2 separate regions of the Homo sapiens genome follow, and region 2 is linked to region 1. Evidence: chromatin loops called from intact Hi-C (ENCODE). Cell type or tissue: left lung. All regions are shown on one strand.

Region 1 (2,500 bases):
TCTTTCATCTCTTTTTGCATCCGCAACAACTTCCTGCCTCTACTTTCTCACTCCCATTCCCTCCTTGGCCTTCTGTGCTGTACTGGAGGACATCTGAGTTATTTCCAGGTTAAGTATTATGGCCGAAGCTGCTATGAATATTTTTATACATGTCTATGGGGGGGACATAAGCTGAATGTCCCCCCCATAGACATTTCTAGATCACAGGCTATATGTATATTAAGCTTTAGTAACTGCTGCCTTGCAAATTTAAAGGCAGTAAATAATTTCCTCAACTGTCAGTGTCAAAAAGCCTGAAATTTAAAAAACTCATTTTGCCTTGTATCAATCAGCTTTTGCTACATAACAAACTCCGTTGATATCTCAGTGACATGCAGCTAGAAACATTTATTTCTCGTTCATATGTCTGCAGATTGCTTGGCATAGCTTCACTGCAGATGTCTCATTTTGGTGTCTGACATGAAGATGCAATGGCAACCTGAAATATGGTATTTTTGTGGTGATGGCAGAAGCACAAGAACACGAACCCAATCACACAAGCAAATTCAAGCTCCTGCTTTTGTCACATCTGCCAACATCCCCTTGGCCAAAGCAAGTCATATGGCCAAGCTCAATGTCAAGGGGCAAAGACAATTATTGTTCCCACCATGAGGCTATGGAAGGGGTATGGATGTATAATATTACTACAGAGGAGTGAAATGTGGTCACCAATTATGCCGTCTTCATGCACTTATAGACCAATCTTTGCCTCCGCCACAGTTGCTTTGGGGAAAAAAATCCACCTACATAGTATGCGGCAGCATCTTCCTTGAGGTGAAAATCCAGTGTGCTAGGCTCCAAACTCTCTGCTAAATCCCAAGCCTGATGAGACATGAGCCTATTAACTGAGCCCCATGCTTAAGCAGATTTATTCACCCACTACCAGGCAACGCTATTCCTACACAGGTCCATCTACATGGAGGTAGGGACCACCCCTAAGGAAGGGATTCCTAGGTAGGGCTCATGGCATACATTGGAGATAAGTTCTATTCCATGGGCCAGTCACCCCCACGCTGACAGCAGGGGCACGTACTCCTCTGATCCAGCTCCGTGTTCGTGCCTCTCAAAGCGTTCCTCCTAGGAGAAAGGGCCCCACCCCTGCCCTAGACAGACTATGCTCCTTGGGATGAATGAAAGCCCTCTCCAATCATCTCTTGCAGAAGGGCTGACACCTTGGGACACAGACATATACTGTAACCCTCAGTGACACTCAGAGGTGCACAGTCCTTCAGGCATTCATTTGCTTACTCATTTGTTGATGCATGTTTTCATCCACTAACTCAACATTCACTGAACCACTTCAAGAAGCGAGCACTGCGCTGGCTGCTGAGCATAAAAAGACAAATATGTTACAGTCACTGAAAAACCCAAGAAGTTCACTATCTCCAGATAGGAATAAGACCGGTAAGCAACTAAATTACCAAACACTACTCTACAGAGGAATAAATCAAAGACAATAGGGACACAAAGGAGAAGATGAATGGGAGCTTCACAGACACTCAATCCCCAAAGGGGGCAGGGTTATTATCACCATTTTACAAATGGGAAAATGTAAGATCAGAAAGATTAAGTGACTAACTCACAGAGAAGAGAGGAAGGGAGAGTTGTAGGAGCCCAAATGGTCAGGCATGGAGAACTCCAAAGTAGAGAAGGCCAGCCTCACTTCCTAATATTTTTCCTGGGACAGTTGGAATTTTTTGCTTTCTCCATCCTTCCATTTCTCCAGGGAATCATCATCAAGGGAAGTCCTCCTTCACTGTCTTCTCCAGAGATTGAATCTTGGCCCAGGAGAAAGGAAATGGAAAATGGCTCTGGGCCATCTTATTCATGAGCTGGAGGGTTGACATCCCAGCAGGAGTTGTCTCAGCCTCCCTAATTGGGATTGGAGTCATGCAACACTGCCTGGCCTCTAAAGTTGATTACAGGTCACTTCCTCTGAATGGACTGGCCTATTTTAATTCTGCGTTAGGAAATCTCTCTCATTAGCACGCGCTGCTCCATTTGGCAGCCAGAGCACTTGTCAGGTTAGCAAAGTTTATCCCTGGAACTTTCTCACCTTTCTTTCCATCACCACCGAGTATCCCCACTGGATGACTCCCCTACTCCTCCTAGTTCACCATCCCACAATGGCTAAGCAGATCTAAGGGGCTGGAGGAGATAGTGACCTTGTACGTCACCTCTACTAGGAGATGAATTTAATATAATGAGAAACACACTGGTTCTTGGAGTTAGCAGACCCAGATTATAGGGGTGGAATTTCAGGCACTGATAAAGGAAGGTAAGAGATTCCCATTGGCATGAGGTAGATTCTATAGGGAGGGATTGCTTACTCTCTATGAAGGTTAGAACAGTGTTAGCTGAGCCCCTGATACCCACCTTAATTTTCCTATTGCATTCCCAGAGCTGAGTGAGTTGGAATTGTCACCAACTGTCACCAGCACATTCCCAAATGGCATTCCCA
Region 2 (2,500 bases), 470 kb before region 1:
CCAGCTATGTGCGAGCATAGCCCGGTCATGGCTGGTAAAATTTAAATTACACACAGGCTTTGTTCCAGAAATTTTGCACGTGTGAATCTATTCCACAGAAACAGAAGTACCAGACTGCAATGTAGTATGTACAAGGATGTTTATTGTTTGCAGTGGCAAAAAACTGGAAATAATCTGAAGGCCCATCAACAAGGCAATGATTCAATCAATCATGATACATCTGTATTAAGTGAGATTACGTAGCAATCCAAAAGAATGAGTCAGCTATCTAGATAGCTGTTGTTCCAAAGAGTTTCATGATGCAATGTTAAGTTAGGGAAGCCAAATTGCAGATGAATAAATATTTTACATACATAGTATTTTTAAAAGGCATAATCAAGTTAAAAAGCCCTCACTTGTGTATCTGAGCACAGTTAAGGTGGAGCCTACATCTCAGGCTGGAAGGAGGGGACAGGACGGGGGAAAATGGGTGGGGAGGAAAGAAAACAAAGAGTAGGCAGGGCGTGGTGGCTCACACCTGTAATCCCAGCACTTTGGGAGGCCGAGGCAGGTGGATCACCTGATGTCAGGAGTTCGAGACCAGCCTGGCCAACATGGCAAAACACTGTCTCTACTAAAAATACAAAAAAATTTGCAGGGCTTGGTGGTGGGCACCTGTAATCCCACCTACTTGGGAGGATGAGGCATGAGAATCGCTTAAGCCTGGAAGGTGGAGGTTGTAGTGAGCCAAGATCACGCCACTGCACTCCAGCCTGGGCAACAGAATGAGACTCTGCCTCAAAAAAAAAAGTATAGAAAAATGAGTAGAAAGCATTGAATTAAGTTAAGTAAAAATTTAGAATATAAAAGCTCACTTTTTTATTGCAAATATGAATGTTTACATACGCAAATGCTTAAGAACTAGGAAAGTGCAGGGGAAACAGCAAACACTGACTCAATCAGATGCTGGGATTGTTGTATTATTTTGGTCTGGAATATCTGTTGTAATTTTCATGTCACTTTTACAATAAACTTATATTTTAAAAAGTCAACACTTAGCAGGGGCTACGAAAGCAACGGTTGGCAAAATTATGCACACTGCAAAATGACGATATCCAGAATAATTCAGAAGCCCCTCCCAATGTCTCGCACATAGTAGGCACCCCATTGCCCCTTTGCTAAAGTGAAAAACTAAACTCAGCCTTTATTCCACCCCATGATTCATCAACTTGAGCAAGAATGTTCAGGCACACACGCGTTCGATTAAAAGCCCCATAAACAAATTTTGCATTTGAATCACCATATACACATTCACGTCATGCCCCACTGAAATCTGGTTGCCGGGACTATTAACAGAATGAGAAAAGGCAGCAATTACAGAAAATGAACGACATCATGGCCTAAGCGTTTTCACATCAGAAATGAAGTCATTTGGCTGACGTGGCTGCACGTGCTGTTGTAATTAAACTTAGGAGAGCGAGGAAGTGAAATGTCAGTGTCAGCCTCTGAGTACTTTCTCTTTCTTTCTCTCTTGCCATGGTTATTATTTTTTTAATTAGAAAGCAGGAAATAACCGTAGAGGATATGTTCTGTACTTTTTTCTTGCTCTCTGATCTAGAATTAACAGGACCGTGGAAGCAGAAGGCGAGTGTAGCTCTGGCAGTGACGTGAACCCCAGTCCTGGCTGCAGGGTGGACGTCTCCTCCATGTGCCCAGTGTAAGGCTGTTTCTTTGTGCTGCTCTGCCCCCAAGTCCTCCGCTCACTTTCAATGTTAAAACCTTCCAAATGTGTCCTTGAGAAGAACACTGATAGCTGAGGGGACTCAGCACAAGAGGTGCCCTCATCAGCACTCATGTTCTGCAATGCTTTGGATAAATTGTCTGATAAAATGCATGTTCCCCCCTTACAAACTCTCTTTAAAGGAGAAATGATAATATTCAGTGGCTGTTTTCTCCAAATATAGTTCAACAACTCCTGGGAGTCTCTGAGAGTGGCCTGGAGCGCCTGTAGGAGCCTCTTAGAGCATTCAATTCATTGTTTTAAATTTAAAACAGATCTTAAACATTACTCATATTGTGTTATATATATTTTTAGCTAATAAGGTGGTGTATCAACTCCTGCTTATGGCATGGATTGCATTCTTTATTGGGTCTCCCTAAAGACACAGCTTTATTTTTTAAAGCTTTTTGGTGAGTAATTGTATTTTTGTAGTGACAAGTGGTTTACAGAGATGATGGCCTTCATTAGGCTGTCTTGAAAGAAATGAGAGACTTTGCATAGAACACAGATGTAAAGGGATTATATTTAAAGATACTCATATGAGTGCACATAAAACATGCATGTAGGGTTAGGGGAACATTAGAAGCAAATATGCCACTAACATTTTGTTTTTCTTAAATACATGCAATGTTTCAGGGATGGGAACAGCAAGCACTTACCCTTCTTTTGAAAAAAAAAAAAAAAAAATTGAATCCCAGCACTATGGGAGGCCCAGGTGGGTGGATCACCTGAGGTCAGGAG

The links. A loop is a pair of places that touch in the nucleus more often than their neighbours do. Peaks named below come from ENCODE experiments on the same cell type or tissue, not always from the same donor. Only the 100,000 strongest peaks of a DNase experiment are listed, where the experiment ranks them.
Region 2: it touches region 1 in a loop (7-fold over the local background); 13 of 110 quality-filtered maps call a loop at or near these places.

What each region holds. Positions count from the first base shown.
Region 1 is chr20:4,256,468-4,258,967 of GRCh38, reverse strand. No RefSeq gene overlaps it. Among named protein-coding and RNA genes, the nearest start is that of ADRA1D, 8.4 kb to the right of the region's middle. In left lung, no CTCF peak of the experiment used is centred here; no DNase peak of the experiment used is centred here.
Region 2 is chr20:4,726,083-4,728,582 of GRCh38, reverse strand. It overlaps PRND (prion like protein doppel), which reads right to left. Exons shown (of 2, transcript NM_012409.4): 2 at 123-2,500. Among named protein-coding and RNA genes, the nearest start is that of PRND, 5.4 kb to the right of the region's middle. RefSeq lists an enhancer at 1,441-1,530. In left lung, no CTCF peak of the experiment used is centred here; no DNase peak of the experiment used is centred here; H3K4me3 peaks cover 520 bases; H3K27ac peaks cover 850 bases.